Linked DNA regions of Mus musculus: regions 2 and 3 are each linked to region 1. The links are chromatin loops, found by intact Hi-C in ENCODE. Cell type or tissue: heart. All regions are shown on one strand. Region 1 has its middle 9.9 kb from the start of Gm40122. Region 2 has its middle 5.1 kb from the start of Psma5. Region 3 has its middle 11 kb from the start of Sypl2.

The links. Peaks named below come from ENCODE experiments on the same cell type or tissue, not always from the same donor. Only the 100,000 strongest peaks of a DNase experiment are listed, where the experiment ranks them.
Region 2: a loop joins it to region 1, with 2.4 times the contacts of the local background. A loop is called at or near these places in 16 of 42 quality-filtered maps.
Region 3: it touches region 1 in a loop (5-fold over the local background); 6 of 42 quality-filtered maps call a loop at or near these places.

What each region holds. Positions count from the first base shown.
Region 1 is chr3:108,161,551-108,169,550 of GRCm38, reverse strand. No RefSeq gene overlaps it. Among named protein-coding and RNA genes, the nearest start is that of Gm40122, 9.9 kb to the left of the region's middle. In heart, a CTCF peak has its summit at 3,003 (motif pointing left); DNase peaks (open chromatin) are centred at 2,450, 2,920, 3,780, 4,620 and 2 weaker places; H3K4me3 peaks cover 334 bases; H3K27ac peaks cover 785 bases; H3K27me3 peaks cover 1,989 bases.
Region 2 is chr3:108,247,864-108,255,863 of GRCm38, reverse strand. No RefSeq gene overlaps it. Among named protein-coding and RNA genes, the nearest start is that of Psma5, 5.1 kb to the left of the region's middle. In heart, no CTCF peak of the experiment used is centred here; no DNase peak of the experiment used is centred here.
Region 3 is chr3:108,233,672-108,241,671 of GRCm38, reverse strand. It overlaps the pseudogene Gm12501. Among named protein-coding and RNA genes, the nearest start is that of Sypl2, 11 kb to the right of the region's middle. In heart, a CTCF peak has its summit at 3,776 (motif pointing right); no DNase peak of the experiment used is centred here; H3K27me3 peaks cover 340 bases.

The DNA.
Region 1 (8,000 bases):
ATTAACATAAAAATATATGTGGCAGAACTCTGTGAGCCATGAAATGTGGCAGCAGGCATATCACAGAGTACTTTGTTTCTCTCAGGAAGCTACAGCCAGTGAGTGCTGCGCTGCCCCTCCCCCCAGGCCTCTCAGCTTCTCACCCGGGGACTCTCCTTGTGGTCACTCTCATGGGGATGGTCTCTCTTATGGATGGAAAACTAAGGCCACCTGGCCACCAGAAAGAGGTGGCTGTTGGTACAGCCACCAGAGCTTGGCAATGGTGCGTATATTTGTGTTCATGTGTGCAGCTGTGTAAGTGCACATGTCTTGGTTTCTGATGCTCTCTGTGTAAGCAGAGATGCTGTGGGGACTGACGGATGTCGTTACAGATTCATAAACATCTGCTTGAGTGGCCTGGGTAGTCCCTTCTAGAAGAAAAGCCCTCTGCTTTTGTCCCGTGTGACGGAAATCCTCGGGCACACAGTGTTGTATACGATCCAGCTACTCTGACAGCTAAGGAAGCAGGGTTCTAATGCTGCCTCCCACCCACTGGCAGACAGAATGAAAATCACTGCTGAGGTCTGAACCCTTGTAAAAGCCTTTCCCCCACATTCCTTCATGTAAGCCTCAAGGCCGTGGTGGCGGACTTCTTACACATCAGAACTTGCCCTGATCTGGCCTAGGATTTGCCATAGGCCACCAAGGGAACAAACTGGGGACTTTAGCCATGTTCCTCCCCACAGGCATCTTTGTCTCCCTTTGTTCCCCTTCCTGGACCCCTTCTCTGCTTGGAGAGGGGGCTCTCTCTGGTGTCCTTGATTCTCAGCGCTCTGTTTTTCAATCACAAGACTTCCACTGCTAGATCTTAGTCCCTGAAATACCCTGTTCTGGGGCTCCTGCTCCAGCTGCTCCAGCCATCCCTTGCTCCCCAGCCCTCATATTCCAGCTTGAACCACAGGGATTCAACATCTAAGTCCCTGATGCTGAGGCTGTCACTCCTTCCCTCCCTGTTCTGAGTCCAAGAGAAGAAAACAGAGATTAGCATCCTGTGCACACAGGAAACAAAGATGCCAGTGGCCCCAGGAAGCCCCACTTACGTGCTCCCTGCTCCCTGGTCCTGTTGCTATGTCAGCATCTATCTCCTGTAGACAACCCCTTCTCTCCCAATGTTAGAAGGAAGAGCAACCCTGGTTTCTAGTCTATTCCTGTGTGCCTGGCTAGAGGGAGTTTAGCTGAGGTAAAGTTATCCCCAGACTCTGTCTGCCCTGAGCACTGCTTGACTGCAGACAGACAGATGGCTCACCGTCAGACAGAGTGGAGCCCAGTGGTCTCTGCTAAGCCTCTTAGGTAGTCACTGCTCCTTTCCATTACTGAAGTTCATCTGATAGATGACTCTGGTGGTGTAACCAACATGCCCGTGACAGTCCTAGATCTCATCACTGTTCTAAGAGCCCTGAGCAGAGGTTGGGGACTGGGAGCAAGGGTAGGGGTGGGGATGAGGGTAGGGGGTGTTTTCTGATTTGGTGGAGAAGATCTCACCTTGAGCAAAGCCTCTTCCCAGGGACACAGCCTCCTCATCTGTAACACACATTCCCAGTGCCCTTCCCTTCCATGTGCTTCTACTTAGAGCCAAGTACTGGTTTCTAAGGGCTGGAACTCAGCTGGATAGAGTTCAAGTCTAGAATTCAGACCACTGTCTGTCTGTCTGTCTGCCTGTCTGTGCTTCATTCACGACGGACTCTGCAGGGGCTGTCCTAGCAGTCCGGAGAGCAGAGGAGGTTGTATGTAGCTGGCCTCTGTTCACAGGGGCAGAACCGCTGTCTGGCACTGCAGCAGCTGGGGCTCTGAGAGGCCTAGGGACTCTCGCGGTTTCTCATGGCCGTGCTGTGTGGGAAGAAGGGCAAAAGCGAACACTCCTCTCCCACCTCTGCCAGAAACTCGAGGACATGAGCCTGGGAGACCTCAGGGCTCCGTGAAAACTCAATGTGGGATGCTTGCGAGGGGTGGCTGAGGCCCGGAAGGAGCATCTGACAGAAGACGACTCAGGCAGGCACGGCAGAGCTCAACACTCAGCCTCACCATCTCTCACTAAATCAAATGAGAGAGAAGCCCATGATTTTTCAGAGGTTTCCCCCCACCCCCACCCCAGGTTTGACACTTTAAAACTCTGAAAGTAAAGAGTCAGTTTACTAAGCAATTCTGGGCTCCCTCGAACTCCTGGGGTCAGGTAGCTTGCCTCAGGTGTCACCCAGCTGAGCCTCAGGCCAGGGACGGGGTGTGGGGGGCAGGGGAGAGCTGTCATCTCTTCCTTCCATCACCCCTATTCCCTAAGGATCAGAAGAGCTGTCATTTCCCCATCTCACAGGAAACCAAACCCAACTGAGCCCAGGGGCACACTGAAGTGGCCAGGGGCCAAGAGAAGCAGCTGCCTTGGGTGTCATCTTGCTGCAGGAGTGGAGAGGACCTGGACTTTTAAGGTCCCCTTTGAGACTGGGTAGGTAATACGAGTCTTTCCCCTCCCATTACCCTGGGAGAGAAGGTTGGAATGGTCCCCAGAACTGGGCCAGCACTGGCCCCAAAGTGTGTCTATCTCACTCACCAAGCTCCCAGATGGTTAGAGCTGGGTTTCCACGTGTGAACTCGAAGCTTGTGCGCAGGAGGCAGCCTTTGAGAGAAACACAGCCCAGAGAGCCAGGGGAGGCAGCCACCAAGCTGTTTCCCCCACACACAGACAGGGTATTGATCCTGCTCGCTCACTCCCCCCCCCCCCCCCCCCCCCCGCCTTTTCTCCACTTCATGGCGCAGCTAATGGCCTGGAAAAGACTGGCCAGCTGTTCCCCAGCTGTGACATAATGAGCCCAGGGACGATCAATGCCGTTCCGGTCTCTAATTAGGCCGGGAACTGGCTGGGGTGAAAGTGTGGCCTGTTTCCTGAGGGTGCAGCTTCCACTCCAGTCCCCAGCTGCATTTTGCTGGCAGCCACCTGGGCCCCTGCATCTGCACCCTGGAGGAATAGACAGGGCCCTCCAGTGGCCATTGAGAGGGTTTCTGGCCCAGAATTCTGTCTAGGGAGGCAGAAGTAGAGGCTACAGAATCTCTCTCTCTCTCTCTCTCTCTCTCTCTCTCTCTCTCTCTCTCTCTCTCTCTCCCTCCCTCCCTCCCTCCCCTTCTCTCTCTCTCTCTCTCTCTCTCTCTCGTGTGTGTGTGTGTGTGTGTGAGAGAGAGAGAGAGAGAGAGAGAGAGAAAGAGAGAGAGAGAGATGGCTTCCCCTTGCTTGCTGTCATATCCTATTCTCTGCTTGCAGTCACTTGGTGCAGTGGTCTTCAACCCTGGTCCCCGCCAGCTCCATAGGCCTGAGGCTCTGTCGAGGACTCTCCCAGACACAGGTCCCAGATACCCAAGCCAGAGGCTAAAGGCAAGTCTGGCCGCTGGCCCAGCCTCCCTCTGCTATTCCTTCCCTCATCCAGGGAGGCAGGGACCAGCGCTTCAGTGTGCTCAGTGCAGGGGAGGAAGTAAAAGGTGTACATTCAAGCAGAGACAGGAGGAGAGTGGAGAGCTGACCCAAAGCCTGGAGCCAGAGAGGAGGAGGGAGGAAGGAGGGAAACAAAAGAGCCAAATAAGAAAGGCAGAAAAGGCGAGAAAATGGGGCAGTCAGTCCAAAGAACGGGAAGCTTAGGGAAAAGAACCAGGCCACGCCTTGTGCTCTGTGCTCGGAGGGTCAGCCCCCAAGCGTGGGATCAGATGCCCCACTAGGGAAGCTGAGGTGCCACAGAGACTCTCCAGGGGCCTGGTGTGTAATTTCAGGACCAGGAAGAGAATGGTTGGGGTCAGAAGGGCACAAGGCAAGAGCAGGGGTGTGTGGGCGGGGCTGCCTTGAGGGCTGAACAGGCCAGTGAGCTGTGCTCTCTAAGTACTGGGGGAGCTGAGAGCAAAGTCAGAAGAAGAGGAGGGGGTATTTTAGGATCCCCAAGAAGGCTCTGGAGGGAGGGGCCTGGGATTTCTGCAGCCTCTAATTCAGAGCAAGTCAATATGGCCCCGTGGTTTTTAGGGGTAGCCTGGGTTGAAGAGTATACATTGCCAGCCAGCCCTAGCACCATTTGAAACTTCAAACACAAACCGATCAGACCCAATTGATTATGTTTATCCCTTTCTTGGGCCATCCCCGACTCCTGGGCACTCTTTCTGTCTGGCTGTGATTCCAAGAAGAGACCCATTTGGAGAGACCAAAGTGTCCAGTTTCGTTCATCTTCTATCCCACCTGCCCAGGCAGTGAGCCTTTGAAGCGTCAGGGCCACAGATGGAGCCCGCCAGGAGCTACCCAAAGACCATAGCTGTTGGCTCAGATCAAAATGCACACAGGAAACGACATTCCCCGGCCAGCAGTCTCGATTCAACTATTCATCAGAAGCCGAGGCTTACGGAAGCTAACCTGTCCACACAGGGGAGCTGCGGGGACATCAGTTCATCAAACCCGCCACAGCCTTTTCTCTTGGGAGATCTGTCCCTCCTGCCCACCCTTCACAGCCGAGACTGCAGCCATGTGGAAAGGTGCCCAAGAGACCACAAGCCCCCAGGATAAAGAAAGCAGGTGTGGGGTTGGCAAAGAGAAGCTGTGTAGCAAGACACTGCAGTAACTCTTCAGAGCTCTGTGGCCAACACTGCCCTCCTGTGGCTAAAATGTACCAGTGCAGGCGGAGGGCCCTGAAACCTCTCAGATTGGTTGGTTCTCTTTTCCCATCTTGAGCCTTCTTATCCAGGGTCCCCCTGCCTCAGTATGAAGCTGTAGACGCTCTCTAGATTATTCCTAAAAGCCAAACTGTAAGAAAGACAGATTCTACATAGCACTCTTTATCACGCACTCTGAGGGGGCACTCACAAGACATCTCTCAATCCCAAAGGAGCCGATCAGAGTTAACGGTCTCGGAGTGTGGTCAGATGGGCATGAGAGCCAAGTAAGGCATGGTTCTTTCTGATCGTGGGTATTCCAGAAGTACAGGGAGAGAACTAGGACGAACGAAGAGTTGCTAAGGAGAAAGACCATGAGGTGGTGGCCAGCTTGGAGAGGAAAGAATTAGCTTTCCCTTGTGCACACTTGGGCCTGGTTGGGTTGGGCTAACCACAAGACACTTGAACAGTTTTCCCCCAGAGACATAGAGCAGAAGTGGCTCCAAGATGACACCCAGGGCTGGTTTGGTTCTTTCCAGAGGGGAAATCAGCCCAGCTCTTTGTTCATAGGCCAAGGCTAAAGTTGGTCTTCAGTTGGGCATCGGAAGCTGGCCTTGGGTGCCACACCCCCATGGGTCAGCCTGGGCAGCGTTTTAGGACGTCAGGAACCTAAATGGGGGGGTTTCTGGTATCCAAACTGCTCCTCTGTCCCTTTTCATTTCCTCCCCAAAGATCAGACACGCAGCCTGCACACAGTTACCTGGCCTAAGTTCTAAAGACTCCACTGGAAATCAGAGGAGCATTGATCTCCGTGTCTGCTCCCCTCTGGCCTGGCCGGTTCTCTGTGTTCCCTCTGGCCTTCCTTTTCCATCGGTCCTACATCCTAGCTCCTTCATGACATACACACTTTATGCTCCTCTCTCTGGTCTCAAAACACAAGGAAAAGCCAAAGTGTTTAGTTTAGCTCCCTTTTCTCTGGAACTTGTAGGTTCAGTCATATTTAACTGTTGACTCTCAAAGATCACTGGGGATAGACCCTGGTTTCCCTGACCACAACATTTTGCTGTGTTGATGTCCAAGTGTGACCCCTCAGCCAGGCTCACAAGACCCCTGCAACCCCATAGAGCTGCCTGTCTATTCTCCCTTCTATTCTCCCTTCTTTCCTACATGCAAATTATTTTCCTGTCAAGTGAACGACTCAAGATGGACATCTTGATAATTTCTTTTCTTCATCTTCCTTCCTTCCTTCCTTCCTTCCTTCCTTCCTTCCTTCTTCCTTCCTTCTCTGCCTCTCTCTCTCTCTTTCTCTCTCTCTCTCTCTCTCTCTCTCTCTCTCTCTGTGTGTGTGTGTGTTTGTGTGCATGTCCCTGTATCTGTGTGTGAGTGGTCATGATGACTAGGGCATGTGCATATGTCTGTGCACCCATGTGGAGGCCACAGAGCAAGTGTGGGTGTCATCTTTGGAAACGCCTTACATCTCTTTTGAGACAGGGTCTCTCATAAGAACTTACCCTTTAGGCTAGACTAGCTGCTCCAAAAAGCCCTGGGGACCCTGTCTCTGCCTCCCTGTACTAGAGTTGCATGCACCTGCTATCACTATTGCTATCTTTACGTGAATTCTGGGGATCAGGCTCACATCCTCTTGCCTGCACCATAAGCGCTTTAACCCGAGCCATTGTCTCAGATCTTTCCTTTCTTTGAGACAGTCTCAAATGTAGCATAAGCTAACCTTGAATTCATGATCCTCCTGCCTCAGCCTCTTGAGTGCTAAGATTACAAGGGTGTATATCCATTCAGGGTTCCTGATATTTTTTTCCTTTATTGAAAATACGTTTGTTTTTAATACAATTCATCCTGATTACAGTTTCCCTTCCCTCTACTCCTCCCAGTTCATCCCCACATCCCTTCATCTGGTTCTATCCCCTTTCTGTCTCTCATTAGAAAACACTATGTACTATATATATATAATACAATATAATATAATACAATATAATCAAACACATCAGAATAGGACAAAACAAACAAACTAAAGGAATGAGTCCAAGAAAACTCATAAAAAATAGATACAGATGTGGAGACCCACTTACACACTCAGGAATCCCTTAAAAACACCAAACTGGTAGCCACAGAAGATACGCAAAGGACCTGTAGAGTGAGAGGAAGAGACAGAGAGACGGAGAAGTTTAAGAAACAAAAATCTCTGACATTACATTATGGAACAAGGGACCACCAAAGCTGCCGCTGAATTTGTTCTCTGCTGGCCAGTACTGCTGGACACACAGCCAGAGTAGTTTGTTCCCCCAGGGAGACTCCCTTAGAGGAAATTAAATTTTCATTTGCAAGTAATTATCAATTGGAGATAGCCAACCCACACCTGACACTGTTTGGGGGAACCAAGAACCTGAGACTAGATAGCTTAGGGGCCTAAGGTAAAGCCAAGTGCTACTGCTCTATTAAAAGAATGTAGCAAACAACTCCCAGTGACATTTTGCTCTGCTCATAGATCAGTGCCTTACTTAGCCATCATCAGAGAAGGTTATAGGAACAAATTCAGAGACACACAGCCAGACAATATACAGAGAGTGAGGTACCTTGAAATACTCAGCCCGCAACAGAAGTCTCCATCAAATCTCTTCCCTCGGGACTCAGGGAATCCTGGGAGCAGAAAGAATGTAAGAACGAGAGAGGATGGAGGACCCCAAGGAATCAAGATCTACATAACAGAGTCAATGCTCATGTGAACTCAAGGCAGCGAATGAGGCAGCATGCAAAGGTTCTGGGTTTTTTTGTTTTGTTTTTGGTTTTTTGAGACAGGATTTCTCTTTGTAGCCCTGGTGTTGTGGAACTTGCTCTGTGGACCTGGCTGGCTCCAAACTCACAGAAATTCACCTGCCTCTGCCTCCAGAGTGCTGGGACTAAAGGTATGTACCATCATTGCCCAGACTTGATATGTGTGTGTACATATATATGTATGTATTATGCATATGAGTGCTCTATCTGCATATACACCTGCATGCCAGAAGAGGACATCAGAGTCCAGCATAGATGGTTATGAGCCACCATGTAGTTGCTGGGAATTGAACTCAGGACTGCTGGAAGAGCAGAAACCACTGAGCCATCTCTCCAGCCCCCCTGATATGTTTTTGCACTCAGCGTTCTCCATGATTTGCTAAGCCTGTGCCTTTCTCCTGAACCACCAACTCCTCCTCAGCTTCCTTCCATCACTTACAGTCAGCATCACTCCCAGAAGGAGTTTCTAATCTCCTACAGCACAGCATGGCCACTGTGGTCGGAAACTAATGGACTCTTCCAAGAATAACCCACAGAATTGAGCATGGAGATGTAAGGCTGCA
Region 2 (8,000 bases), 86 kb before region 1:
TGGTGGCTGGAGAGATAGCTTAGCACCTGATTCCCTTCTAGATGCCCACATTTGGTTCTCAGCGTCCTAGTCAGGCTGCACATAACTACCCTTTATTCTAGCTCTAGGGGATCCACTGCCTTTTTCTGCTCTCTGCTGGCCCCTATATATGTGTCACACATAACACACACACACAAACACACACACACACACACACACACATTGAAAAGTCTTTTTAAAAATACCATTCTGGGTTGGGTGTGATAGTTCCTTTAATCCCAGCACTCAGGAGGCAGGGAATCTCTAAGTTCAAGACCAGCCTGGTATACCAAGTGAGTTCCAGGCTAGCCAGGGCTATGTAGAGAGACCCTGTCTCAAAAGTAATATTTTTAAACATCATTTTTTATAATGTAAATGTAAGCAACTACTGTTTGTCAATTATACCTTCATGAAGGAGAAGGAATAGGAGGGAGGGAGAGGCCGTGTAATGAGCCATATTTGTCTGAAAGGGAAAGCTAGTTCTCTGTTTTGCTTTTAGTGAAAGTACTTACTTTTAGCCTACTCCGCCTTGAAACCATGTAGCTTAGGTTGTCCTAGAACTCCAGGCCATTTTCCTGTCTCAGCCTCCCAAATTCTGGGGTTATAGGTAGGCAACACCAAATGTAACTCTAGCTGATTGTGGGTTAAAAAAAAAAAAAGGAAAGCTTATTTTCTTTCAACCTCTGAGTTCAGTGAGAGACTGTATATCAAAAAAATAAAGTGGGAGGTAATCGAGGAGGACAGGGATGTCACAGAAGCTGTATGTGCTCTCACACACATAGTCACATCGTTTTTCTACTGTAGCACATCACAGAATGTCTTGCCTATAATTCAATAAATGACTCCCTCGTGGACAGTTGAGCCAGATGTCCTTCCCAGGAAAGTAATGAAGGAGCCAGAAGAAGGTAGATGGAATGGGAAAGGTTCTCATTGATGAGTAACAGAAAAGCCGAGGGTCAAGTCTGGATCCTGGGTCCTGAACCATGGGTCTCCAGGTCTGAATGTTGTATGGAGTGATGGTATATATGTGAATCCAAGGAAGGCCTGGCAAAATAACTTTTACGATGTAGAAGTTTGGTTTGTATCCTTACTTTCTTATTGGCTAAAACCTACAGTCACGGAGACCAGGAATATGATGGTCTGGTGGTAAAAGGCACCTACCACCGTCCTGACAATCTGAGTTCCATCCCCAGGACCTACATGGTTAAAGGAGAGAACCAACTCTTGCAGATTTTCCTCTGACCTCTACACACACTTCCTTGTCTACTTGACACAGCCTATAGTCTCCAGGGAAGACGACCCTCCGCTGAAGAATTGTCTAAATCAAACTGGCCCATAGCTATGTCTGTAGAACACTATGTAATAGAGCTGGCCAAGCTTGAGCTTGAGAGTGAGCGAGCCAGCAAGCTGCATTCTTCATATGATTCTGCTTCTACTTGCTTAAGTTTCTGTCCTGACTTCTCTCAGTGATCGATTATTACCTGGAAGTATAAACCAAATAAACCCTTTCTTCCCCAAGTTGCCTTTTTAATGATGGTTCTTAAACGCTATAACCTCCCTTTTAGCCCACCACCCACAGAGGTAGTGTGAAAGAAAGGATATGGGGGAAGTGGATCTGTTTAGAAAGGTCCTGTGGAGCGATTCCCATCTGTGTTGTCTGGAAATCAGCAGTTCAGTTCACAGATTAGCAGCGGCAGCTCAATACACTTGAAAACACTTGAGGGATACACCAGCAGTCCAGTTCAGTAGAGTCAGGATAGCAAACACAAATCAGTAGCGGTGGCACTACTTATTAGGAACAGCGAAACCTCAGCACAAGGCAGCAGGAAGGACCCTGAGGGACACCAGGAGAAGTTCAGCCTCCTTCACTGTCCATCAAGTCCTATTTATATCCCTCTAAACATCAGGTGTCCTCCTTGGTCTTGCCTCAGCACTTGCATCTGTCTCAGCTGACATCACTGCCAATCAGCCCAAGTCTGAGGAAACTCGGCAAGAAACTGCAGCACACCACCAGAAGTTTTTTGGTGTATTTTCTTTCTATGGAGTTCTGACAAATGCAGCTCAACCACACAATGTAAGGCAGACCAATACATGTATGGTGTTAGCAAAGAATCCTTCCTCACGTGTCCTTTCACATGCTTGCTTTAGCAAAACATCCTTTTCCCTGTGTCTGCTTCAGCTAAATGTTTCCTTCACATGTTTGCCCCAGCAAAACACCATCCATTGACTTTCCAAAGAACCTTTAAGTTCCCACTTGAAGATACAGTCTAAGATCTACACTGTTACAGTAAAGCATGGCACTGTTCCAAGTACAGACTAGAAGCCTTGTCATTCCACTGAAAGTACATACTTTTCTGAAGCTGATTGCTCAGTAAATATTAGAGAAAAACCAGTTATTTGTTAACAACACAGGATCACTTGGTGTCAGATATTTCTGGGCAAAATGCAGGAAACATGGAGGGATTTTTTAAAGTGATTTCAAATCAATTGAAATCTCTTTGCTCTTCTTAAATATTATGTTCTGCAAATCCATCTGTCCACATTTATCTCTAGCTACGATTTGTTATTTACATAATAAGACATTTTAAATTTGGCTGCCTCCCTATATGAGAATTTTTTTTAACCTCAATCATTTTGTAGGAATATTTAAAAATAACTGCTTTAATGCAAGGACATTGGGAGTTTTATTTAGCTTTGATTATTGCAAATTTCTTCAGAAATAGTCATTGACACTCCTCGATGATGACTGAGTGTAGCAGGAGAACTCACACAAACTTGTGGCTCCATGATTTTGAGGTCATTGGCTGAAGACAAACCACCATTGCTTCTTTCATACAAATCAGACTTGGATCATGGTCTGCAGGATCTTGCATTTTCTGTTCTCTTCCCTTTACCTTGAACATATATTCTCCACAGTATATGTAAGAGGAGTTGTTATGAACTGAACTGAGTCCTCCAAATTTAACCCTAGCCTTCAGTGCCTCAGATGTGGTTGTTTTTTGATATAGAGCTTTTAAAACAGCCTGTCTGACTAAGATCAGTGTTTGTGTGGTTTGTGGGGTGACTCCTGAACCCCAACAATAATAAAAATGGCCATCTTACTAAAAGCAATCTACAAAGTCAATGGAATTCCCATTAGAATTCCAACACAATTTTTTACAGACCTTGAAAGAACAATGCTCAATTTCATATGGAGACACAAAAATCCCAGGATAGCTAAAGCAGTCCTGCACAATAAAAGAACTTCTGGAGATATCACCATCCCTCATTTCAAATTGTACTACAGAGCAATGGTAATAAAAACTGCATGGTATTTGCATAAAAATAGCCAGATTGACCAATGGGATCAAATCAAAGACCCAGAAATAATTCCACACACCTACAGACACTTGATTTTTTGACAAAGAAGCCAACTATACGATGGACAAAAAGCATCTTCAACAAATGGTGCTGGTATAACTGGATGTCTTCACATAGAAAAATGCATAGATCCTTGTTATCATCTTGTACAAAACTCAAGCCCAAGTGGATAAAAGACCTCAACATAAAACCAGAAACACTGAATCTCATAAAGGAGAAAGTGGGAGATAGCTTTGAATGCATTGGCACACAAAACAACTTCCTGAACAGAACATCTACAGCTCAGACATGAAGAGCAACAATTAATAAATGAGACCTCATGAAACTAAAAAGCTTCTGTAAGGTAAAGGACATTGTCAATAAACAAACAAAAATGGCAGCCTGTGGGATGGTTTTATGTTGAGGCGAATGAGAAAGGTACTGGGAGGAAGGGGTGGGGAACTATGATTGAGATGTAAATAAGTAAATTAATAAAAAAAAAATTTAAGTTGAATGTCTGTTTTTCTCCTGCTGGGTAAAGGGGACACCATGCTAAGCAGCATTGGAAGATAAGTGGTCCCTAGCACAAGTAACTCACTTGGAGAATATTCCAGTAGAGGGAAAGCCCTTGTAAGTATATTCCAGGAATGTGAAATACATTGGCAGGTATAAGGACAGTGGGGTTGTCTGGCTACTGCTAACCAGGCTCTGAAGAGGAGTAATGGAAAAACTAATCTCCTTTGGTGAATGACCAAGTTTGAAGGACTGAGGAACTCTTCCTATTAAATTATTTCTCCACTTTCCATCTCGAGTGCAGCCCCTCTCCCTGTACCCCCTTCACAGGACCCCTCCAACTACCCCTCCTCTTCACCTTTGAAAAGGGGAATGCACCCCCTATGCCCCACCCCTGATACCAACCCACCCTGGCACCTCAAGCCACTGCAGGACAAGGCACATCCTCTCCCACTGAAGCCACACAAGGCAGCCCAGTTCAGGAAACAGGATCCACAAGCAGACAACAGAGTCAGGGTAGCCCCCTACCCCCCACTCCAGTTGGTCATAAAGATCAAGCTACACATCTGTTCCATATATGAGGGGGGTCTAGCTCCAGCCCCTGTATGCACTCTTTGGTTGGTGGTTCAGTCTCTGGGAGCCCACAAGGGGTTAGTTGACTGTTGGTCTTCCTTTAGAGTCCCTACTCCCTCCAGGTTACTGAGAAACTCTTAAGTAGCTCTTAAGGATAAAAGAGATTTTATCCTTGTAATTGAAGAGCTTAGACAGATGAGCCTCAGACTCAAGACATGATAGTCACAGAGCTTCAGACATATAATCTGAAGCTAAGGCAGGTTAGACCCCTATTTGAAAAAGCCAGAGACCCTGAAACAATGGCTAGGATGCCTAGGTGAACAACCTTATGGATACTTGCTCTACAGGTCCCTGTATACTTCCAAAGATGGCAGAAATTGTCTGCCTCTCTAAAACAACTGTCGTAAGGATGACTACAGAGTCACTCTCCCACAAATAAAACCACAGGAGTTGTCCCTCCCTCCTCTCCTGGCTGCCAGATTAATAGCCAAACACAAGTAAAACCCAGCTGGGAGCTGATACAGGAGATTTTCTACCAAAGAACTAGGTGAGTTAACTAATGTGCAGAAAACAAGGAAATATTCCAAAATTTTGAGGTCGTTTGATCAAAAAGGCTGGAAATTAAAACTTGACAATCAAGATTCATTGACTTGGGAGCATTTTTTCAGACATAGGATTTAATACCCTAACAAGGGCCAGGGAATGAAAGTCTCTAGTAGATTTGTCATAGAAGCCCAGAGAAATTATGATCAAAGTAGAAATATTTTTGAGTTGCCCCATGTGATGGTTTGTATATGCTCTGCCCAGGGAGTGGCACAATTAGAAGGTATAGCCTTGATGGAGTAGGTGTGTCATTGTGGCTGTGGGCCTAAGGCCTTCATCCTAGCTGCCTGGAAGCAAATACTCTGCTAGCAGTTTTCAGATGAAGATGTAGAACTCTCAGCTCCTCCTGCACCATGACTGCCTGGATGCTGCCATGTACCTGGTTTGATTATAGTGGACTGAACCTCTGAACCTGTAAGCCAGCCCCAATTAAATGTTGTCCTTATAAGAGTTGCCTTGGTCATGGTGTCTATTCACAGCAATGAAACCCTAACTAAGATACCCTAATACTTAACAAAGGAATAAATAGAAACATAGGAGGGTTTGCTGTGCAGGAATTAGTATTTACATAAGACTAGATCATTGTTTTATAGAAGAGTCCAAAAGATACCTATTTATCAAGGCCACTAAAAATGTCCTGGTAAGAGGAACATCAGTATCACTAAGTTCTCTGCTGTCCTAGGCCAGTAACTGGGGAACCCCTGACAGAGCTGGAACCCATGCATAATTATGGGAGTGGTGTCACTCCACTGTCCATGTACTGGAGACCAGATGGTACTGTTCACTCACCAGATTCTATGAGATCCAGTTCCCTGAAAGACCAGCAAGATCTGGCCAGAGAAACAAAGTAGAAATGTCCAAGTTATCCTACTGTCTATTAGAGATTCATCCCCACTTTGGCCATATATTCCAGGAGTGTTTATACGGAAGGCATCAGAGGTGTGAAAAGATGAACTTCGAAATTTGTGGTGCCTACTGTTGTGTGTGACTGGGCCATTGAGTTCCCAGATATACAATCAAATACTATTCGAGGAGTGTCAGTGAGGGTGTTTCTGAATAAGATTAACATCTGAATTGGTAGACCCAGTACCGTACTTTGCCTTCCCTCTGTGATGAACCTCCCCACCACCCCCATCAGTAGAAAACCTGACTAGAACAAAAAGGCTGATAAGAGGGAGCCATGACCTGGCTGCTTAAGGTGAGAATCTGCCTTTAGGTTTGAACTGAAACATCAGCTCTTCTTGATTCTCAGGATTTCCCGCTTTCAGACTCAGACTTAAGCCATTGATCCTCCCAGTTCTTGTTTTTAGACAGGAGTCAATTAGACACTGCTTCTCTTGGGTCTCAATCTTGTGGACTACAGCTTTAAGGGTTTGTCAGCTCCTGTGACCCATGTTGTGATCTGCTGGCCGGACACAACAATATGAGGCAATTATTTCCTCATCCTCTATCTTTTCCTCTCCTTCTCCTTTTATCTCTTGAGGGGCTGTCTTGGTAGGCAGGCACAAAGACAGGAAAGAGGCCCGAAGTAGATTAATGTATGCTTCACTAAACATTTAAGATGGCCAACATCTGGGTTAACCTCTCATAGGCATTTGTTAGAGTAATGAAAACTTAGTGACGTTGGAATACCTCTGGGCCCTAGTATGGCATTACTCCTCATGAAGATCACCTGGCCATATTACTGACCAGTTGACTATAGTGGGTTGCCTTTTATTCTGGAGGGGACAGTGGTCCCTTCTCACAGTGGTACACCTGTTCTGAGTATTGATTCTCTTTTCCTACTCACAGATCTTCGAAGAACTGTTGCTGTAACTCTTGGTATATTTGGAACTTATGGCATACACAATCCACAAGCATACGATACTGTGAAGCAGATTTTTGCTTTAGAATAAAAAAGCTGTGATACAAGAGTTGGGCCCATGGAATCCACTGATAGTGCTACACGATGCAGGAGCCTTGCCTCATAGTGAGCTAGAGTGATTTTATTATGGTCAAAGTGAAGGGCTGCTCAGAGGTAACTCTGAAAGAATTTGGGATGTGTAATACATATTATGATCCCACTGAGACATGGAGACATGCCTGCTGACCAAAGACTGGACTTACCTTTCCTAACAGTGACCCACTATTTTCAATATCTCAAATCTGGGATTGGCAGGACCAGTCCTCCTCCTAATTAGGAAACACGGCAAGTATCCAGTTGAGCTACAAGCAGTGAGTGCTTGTTCCCAGTGCTGGGCCATTCTAAACTTCTTAAGTCCAGAGACCAGTTAGTAAAAAGAGGCACCAGTATCACAACAGAAGTAATTGACTCTGAGCAGTATGAGCACATAGGCCTGCTCAAAGCCCAGGTGATACATTGAAAGGCCTCCAATTATTCCTATGGCCCATTGTAACTTAGGGAACACGTAGAAAAAAATCTGAGCAGAGAAGATTGGATTTGTTAAGATTTGGATCATATCACCACCTACTTCATCAAGACCTGCTGAGGTGATACTAAGGATGAGGGGAATCTAGGGTGGGTCACACATGTTGGGCAGTGGTGGCACATGCCTTCAATCCCAGCATTTGGTAGGCAGAAGCAGGAGGATCTCTGTGAGTTCAAGGCCAACCTGGTCTTTAGTACAACTAGGGCTATACAGAGAAACCCTGTCTCTAAAAACCAAACCAAAACAAACAACAACAACAAAAATCAACCAAAAAACCAAAAACCAAACAAACAAAAAAACTCAAAAAAAAAGAAAGAAGGAAAAGAGAGAGAGAGAGAAAGAAAAAAGAAAGAAGGAAAAAGAAAGAAAGAGAGAGAAAGAAAGAGAGAGAGAGAGAGAGAGAGAGAGAGAGAGAGAGAGAGAGAGAGAGAAAGAAGGGCGGGCCACAGACAGAAGAACAGTTGTGTCCTCTGAGATCAATTGTTATAGTTAATACTTTGCCAACTTTGCTCTAGAAGTTTCCGT
Region 3 (8,000 bases), 72 kb before region 1:
ACTGGTGAATTCTTTCCAACATATACCCTGCTTTTAGAAAGACATAAAAGACATATTCACACTTTGTGATGCTTGTATATTACTCTGTGCTCCACAGCTCCCATTCCCAAGCATCTTTTATTGAGCACATCTATGGTCAGCACTTAATTATGGTAAGCACTTTTAGAATCATTGGCGAACATGGGTCTTAGGGAGGGATGGGAGGAGGATCTTGTTTGCAGAAGTAGATACATAAATGCAATGGGGTAAGTGCTAATAAAGATATATATAAAGCACTATGACAGATGGAGATGAAATCCAGGGGAGGGAAGGCTTTGCAGGGTGGAGGAGGGACAGAATGGACGACAATATGTCTTGTGGCACAGGCATTAAAAATCTGGAAAATAGATGTTTCTTTAAGTTTTTTGTCCTCCACCTTTGCCCCTTACTCCTAACCATTAAAAAATTTTTTTTTAAACTTTCAAAAATCTGTCCTTAGTTTCCATGTTTTATACATTCTCTCTAAATGGTTTAATCCATTCGCATGTAGGCTTTGTCTTGTGCAGAACCTATGCTTGCAACCTCTCCCTGTCTGCGGAGCATGCACCTGCTTGAGGACTTCTCTTTCACACTGGCCCTCCTCTCACATCAGCAGCATTTCCTCCCTCCTTGCTCAAGCCCTCCCTCCCTTGGTGGCCTGCGACCGACCGACCGCTGTGCCAGTTTGCACAGGGTGGTTTCTCTGCTTCCCTTCACATAGTGAATGCCTCCCTTCCTTTCTGCTGTGTTGATTGTTCTCGTCCAGGTCACAAGTTGTCTTCATGCTGTCTACCCCGTTCTCACTTTCTTGACATAAACAACAGCTGGTGTGATGGCCACGTCTTTCTTAAACGACCTCCTTGTCTTTGTCCTTTGATTTTCTCCTCATCTTACTAGCCATTCTTTCCCAAATTCTTCATTAGATCCCGACTTTTCCCTTAACTTTTTTTTTTTTTTTTTTTTTTTTTTTTTTTTTTTTTTTGGTTTTTCGAGACAGGGTTTCTCTGTGTAGCCCTGGCTGTCCTGGAACTCACTTTGTAGACCAGGCTGGCCTCGAACTCAGAAATCCGCCTGCCTCTGCCTCCCAAGTGCTGGGATTAAAGGCGTGCGCCACCACGCCCGGCTTTCCCTTAACTTTTAAGAATTTGGAATGTTCTAGTCTTCTGCTCTTGAACTAACACTTATTTTTTTAAAGCTTTATTTATGTGTACTTATGTGTGTGTGATGATTGTTTGCACCACACATGTGCTTGGTGGTTGTGGAGGTCCAAAGAGAGCATCAGATGCCCTGGAACTGGAGTTACAGATGATCGTGAGCCTCAAGTTCCATGCTGAGAACTGAACCTGGGTTCTCTGCAAAAGCAGCCAGTACTTTTAATCAATGAGCCATTCATCTCTCCAGCCCAATACTTAATTTTTATGTTTATTTTCCAGAAAAATATCATTTATAGGTGATTGAGAGATGATGCAGTAGTTAAGAGTACGCTCTCGCAGAAGATCCGTTTGGTTCTAGGACCCCTGTCCAGCGACTTATAATGTCCTGAAGCTCCAGCTCCGAGGGATCCAGTGTCGTCTTCTTGACTTCTGGGTCACCTGCCCCCACGTGTGTGTGGCCACACACAGAGACATACAAATACACACGATTAAAAATAGCAACAAACCGCTCCGCCGCGGTCCGAGGGCGCCGTGACGTGTGCTCTACGCGCTGCGCGCTGCTGAGGGCTGTGTCTGGTACCCGCTGCCATGCCCAAGTGGAGCTGCCCGTTTGCAGACGCAGCCCCGCTCCAACTCAAAGGCCACGTGGGCCTGAAAATGCTGAGCCACGGTGTGTTCGCCGAGCGCTACTCACACGAGGTCTTCGAAAGAACCAAGCAGCTCCTTTTCCAAGGGGTTCGGGCCTATAGAGATCACATATCGAGCGAAGATTTGTTCCGTGAACCACCTGCGGGAGTCACTGAAGTCTGGTGTGGTGGGAGCCCCTCAAACTGCGAGAGGACAGATGTTGATTGGATCTGATAGCCGACTGACACGGTGCCAAGCTCAGGCCTCAGAAGGTGGCCTTCCCAGGACAGCGCCCATCGCTTGTTCGTCATGCATAAGATCTGTGGATGGGAAGGCGGTCTGCAGCCAGTGTGAGCGGGCCCTGTGTGGGCAGTGTGTATACACCTGCTGGGGCTGCAGTGCTTTGGCCTGTGTGCTGTGTGGCCTTGCAGACTATGCTGATGATGGTGAGAAGCCTGAGGTGGCCACAGATAGCACAAGATGTTCACACTAAAGAGAGAGAAGGTGGCTTTTTATATGTTATGTTTTATACCCAGTAACAAGTGAATAAACCTCTTTATATTTGCACAAGGAAAAAAAATAGCAACAAACCAAGAGTGGTAGTATATGCCCTTAGTGCCAGCACTTGGGAGGCAGAGACAGGTAGATATCTGTGAGTTCAAGGCCAGCCTGATATACATAGAAAGTTCCAGACTAGCCAGGGCTATATACATGTATACCCATCTCAAAAATAAATCAATGAAAATAAGGTAGGTGTGGTGGCACATAGTTTTAATTCTGGTACTTAAGAGGCAGAGGCAGGTGGATTTCTGCAAGTATGAGGCCACCTTGCATACAAAGTGATTTTTAAAAGGCTATCTGGGACTGCACATTGAGACCCTGCCTAACAGAGAATCATTTATATGTCATTGATTCTAAGAGTGTGTGTCTCCAACCTCAGCCTTTCCCTTGAAACTCCACTCATCTTTACTATTCATGGTCATCCTGAGCATATCAAACTCAAGATTTCCAAGACTGAATTTTGGGGTCTAGAGGGATGGCTCAGCAGTTGAGAGCTCTTGTTGCTTTTGCAGAGGAAAGACACCCAACACCTACATTCGGTGGTTCCTACCTTCCTGTAACTCCAGCTCCAGGGGATCCAAATGTTCTTTTCTCTCACAGGAAGCAGAGACAGATGGAGCTGGTGCTGGCTTCCTTAGGCATCTGCATGTAGGTGCACACACACGTACACCCACAAAAATATATATAAATAAATAACGTATTCTTAAACCCTGAGCTCCGATCTCCTGCTGCTCAAACCTTCTTCCCTTGCTCATCTCTTACCTCAGTGATGGTGATGCTCACTAGTCATTGTGAAGTTGACTGGATTTAGAAAGGCCTGGGAGACACCCTCATGGTAAGTCTGAAAGGAAAGGCGGCTGAGCAGTAACCGTCATCTGTCTTTGTTTCCTGGCGATGGACACAAGGTGAATAGCCACCTCATGCTCCTGACACCATGCTACAGCTGCTCTTGTCTCTATTCCTACTGCCCTCATCATGAGTCCAACCTGAGCCATAACATCCCTTCAGTTAGGTTTCTTATTTTAAAGAAAAGGTGTGTGTGCGCGCATGCATGCGAAGGTGGGTGCACTCACCTGTGTAGACGTGTGTAAAGCCAGAATATCTTCTTTTTGTTTAAGAAATAGTTTTTGGGGGCTGGTGAGATGGCTCAGTGGGTAAGAGCACCCGACTGCTCTTCCCGAAGGTCCGGAGTTCAAATCCCAGCAACCACATGGTGGCTCACAACCATCCGTAACAAAATCTGACTCCCTCTTCTGGAGTGTCTGAAGACAGCGACAGTGTACTTATATATAATAATAATAAAAAAAAGAAATAATTTTTGTTTTTGTTTTTAAGATTTATTTTACAAATGAGTATGCTACCTGCATGTACAACTGCATGCCAGAAGAGGGCACTGGAAGTGGGAATTGAATGCTGGGAACTGAACTCAGGACCTCTGAAAGAGCAGCCAGTGCTCTTGCCGCTGAGCCATCTCTCCAGTCTCTCAGAATGCCATTGTTGTTGGTTGTCGTCCTTCTTCTCCTTCTTCCTCCTCTTCCTCTTTCCCTCCTCCTCCCCCTTGCACCCTGCTCCCTTCTTCTTCTAGATTTATTTATTATGTATACAGCATTCTGCCTGCATGTATGCCTCCAGACCAGAAGAGGGCACCAAATCTCACTACAGATGGTTATGAGCCACCATGTGGTTGCTGGGAATTGAACTCAGGACTTCTAGAATAGCAGCCAGTGCTCTTAACCTTTCCAGCCCCAGAACTCTCCACATTCTCCTCTCTCTCTCTCTCTCTCTCTCTCTCTCTCTCTCTCTCTCTCTCTCTCTCTCTCTCTCTGTTTTTTGCTTGTTTGTTTGTTTTAGACAGTGCCTTTCACTGAAGTTTGCCATTTTTTTTCCTGGACTGGCTGGCCAGAGGCCCCTCAGGAATTTCCTGTCTACTTTCAGGTCTGGAGGTATAGACATGAACCATTGCACCTGCCTTATAGGTGGGTTCTAGAATTCTAAACTAAAGCCTTTGCCTTTTACAGCAGGCTCTTTATCCACTGAGCTGTCTTCTATAGCCTTTCTTTCTCACTGGAAACCTTCTCTACCATTCATCCAGGATAGTCTGTCTACAGGACACACAGAGGTGCCATTCCTCTGTTCAAACTTTTTCTAATGGTTTGCATCACAGTTTGTCTCAGGTTCCTACTGTTATGATAAAACATCATGAGCAAAAGCAACTTGGGGAGGAAAGGGTTTCTTTTAGCTTATAGTTGTAGTCTATCATGGAGGGAAGACCAGGCAAGAATTGAAGCAGAAGCCATGCAGGAGTGCTGGCTTGCTCTCCAACATCAATCATTATTATTTTCTCAGTTGAAGTTCACTCTTCTCAGATGACCCCAGACTATGTCAAATTGACAAAAAAACAAAACAAAACAAAACAAAACAAACAAACAAAACAAAAAGCAAAGCAAACAACAAAACACTAGCCAGCACACACTTCCATGACCCAGCCTCTTGCTATGTTATGACTTTCTCTCCTGGTCTCTGGGCTTCAGTTCCCATGGTTTTACTTGTTCTCAGCCACAGGGCAGGCTCATTGCTGGATCTCTGTACTGACTCTTCACTCTGCCGGGAGGACCCTTCCTCCCAATATCCACACTGCTCATTTCCTCACCTCATTTAAGTCTCTACTGAAGTGTCACTTTCTCTTGTCAAATCATCCTATCGAAAATAACTTCCATTTGCTATACTTCTACTTTGCTCTATATAATTTTGTTTGGTTCTTGAGTTAAGGTCTTGTTATGTAGCCCAGACTGGCCTAGGACTTGCCAAGTAGCTCAGTCTGGCTTTGAACTCATGATCCTCCTTCCTTGCACCCCAGCATTTTCCGCTCTATTTCTAACTTCATAACAGCATGGGCTTACCTTACATATGCACTTACTGGATACAGGATGTGACTACTAGAAGTGAGCTGCACATAACTAAGCTCTGCTTGCTCTACCTCTCAAATTTTTCTTAGCCATCTCCTCTCCATTCCCACAATCTCCACCTCAGCTCAGTTATGATCACTTCCTTGGACTACTTTGGTGCTCTATCCCTGAACCCCCACCACTGCTGCAATTTAATAGCATTCTGACTGATGTCTGTTTATATTTGTTCTTTACATAAAATTGTTTTGTGAGGGACCCCTGTCTTTGCATGTTATGCAAAAAGAGACCTCTCTTTCCACAGTATGCAAACCATTTCTAACGGAATCATCTATTGTCTTAGTTAGGGTTTCTATTGCTGTGAAGAGACACCATGACTATGACAACTCTTAAAAAGGACAACATTTAACTGGGGCTGGCTTACAGTTTCTGAGGTTTAGTCCATTATCATCATGGCAGGAGCATGGCGGTATGCAGGCAAACATATTACTGGAGAAGGAGCTGAGAGTTCTACTTCCACAGGCATCAAAGAAGAAAGATTGCCACACTGGTGGCTTGAGCATTTGAACTCTCAAAGCCCACCCCCAGTGACACACTTCCTCTAACAAGGCCACACCTCCTAACAGTGCCACTCCCTCTGAGGCTAAGGGGCCATTTTCTTTTTTCCTTTTCCTTTTTTCTTTTGGTTTTTCGAGACAGGGTTTCTCTGTGTAGCCCTGGCTGTCCTGGAACTCATTCTGTAGACGAGACTGGCCTCAAACTCAGAAATCCGCCTGCTTCTACCTCCCAAGTGCTGGGATTAAAGGCGTGTGCCACCACTGCTCGGCTATGGGGCCATTTTCTTTCCAATCACCACAGTCATTCATCACCTCCTTCCTCTATTCTCCAGGGATGCCCAGAGTTTGTATCTCTTCTGTTTCTTGCCTCTCTCCTGGGACATGCTCCTGCCTCTACTTCTGTTCCCTTTCCTGGCTCACAGAAATATAAATATTTTCCCCCTCTGGTGATACTTCTATTGCAGTTTTCATACTGTACTAATTTTTTTTTTCCAGGGGAGAGGTTACAAATATATGAATTCCTGAAGAGGAGAAGCCTTCTCTATACTCACAGAGCAGCTCTTGTTCCATAGTTAAGTGGAGATAGGAAAATGGTACTGAGCATTCAAAGAATAAGGAGTTGTACAGATGGATGCTGTGAGGCAGGCACAGGGGAGCTCGACACGATGGGGAAGTAGAGAGGTCAGTTGTGTCTGTAGCCTGGTAAACCCAAGGGGAAACCACAGAATGAACTGGAAAGACTGGGTTGAAATCTCAGGAGTCTTGTTGAAAGATTTTTTTTATGTAAGATAATATCAAGATAACAATTCCTTTAAAATGTCATTATCAGATAAGTCAGGAGCAGGGATAGAGTGGTGGCTCCAAAGTGAAGAGCACTGGCTTCTCTTACAGGTGACCTGGGTGGGGTTTTCAGCACATATGGGAACTCACAACCATCTGTAACCCCAGTTCCAGGGAACCGGCATGCATGGTCACTGGGCACACACAATGCACACATGCACAGACGTACATACAGGGAAAGCATCCACACACACATTTTTTAAAAATATCATGTTTTTGGTGTGGTGGTATACATCAGTAAGTAAACACAAGAGGATCCGGTGTGCAAGGTCCTCTTCAGCTACCTATCCAACTGAGCCACAGGAGACTATCCCAACCCAACAAAACAGACAGGCAGGTGGTCCTCATGGGTTTTGTGACTTGAACATGGGAATCTCAGCAGGTGGGAGGCTGAGATGAGAGAATGCCATGAGGCCTTACATAGCAAGTTCTTAGGCCAACCAGGTAAGGCTCTGTCTCAAAGCACACACTACACAGGGCCAGCAAGGTGGCTCAGCAGATAAAGGCTCTTGCCAAGAAGCCCGACCACCTGACTTGGGTGCCTGGTAATTATACAGTGGGAGGAGAAAAACAACTCCACAAAGTTTTTCTCTGACCTCCAAATACATACCTATCATATACATGTCCCCACAAATATAAATATATATGAATAAAATTTAATGAATAAATAATAAATAAAGTAAAATATACATAAATGTAAAATTAAATTCACACTAATCACGATGGCTAATATGTAAAAAAGGACTAAAGGGATATAAGAATGACTGGGGAGCCCAGATGGCCGTTACTGTAGTAGTCCCAATAAGAGGTAATAATATACAAGACCCTAGGTTTGATCTCTAGGTAAATCGAGTGTATCCAGGGCTGTGGATATAGCTCAGAGATAGATTACTAGTCCTGGGTTCATCCCTCAACACTGTGCAGGGAACAGCAGGTAAAGATATAAGCCAAGACTGATATGGGCCACTGAGGAGGGTATCCTGGGAAATGAGGCCAGCACAGAGAAAAGCCAAGTGGAAAGAGAAAGACAAAAATAGAGAGGCAGAGAAATAGGCAGAGAGCCACACAGAGACAGAGAATCGGGATCTGATGGTGTAATTTGAGCTCTTAGACACAGCCATGATGAAGACGCTTGGATTCTTCAGTTATACGAGGCAATGCATCGCTTTCTTGGCTGAAGCTTGTTTAAGTTGAGAGTCCGCATTGACAGAACTTCGATGAGTTCACTTGGTGTTTTGATGCAAGCAGCTTTGAGGCTGCCATAGGAGAGAGGGAGGGGGAGGAATGAGAATCCGCATGCAGTAACTTCACTGACTTTTTAAAAAATGTTACAAAGTCTG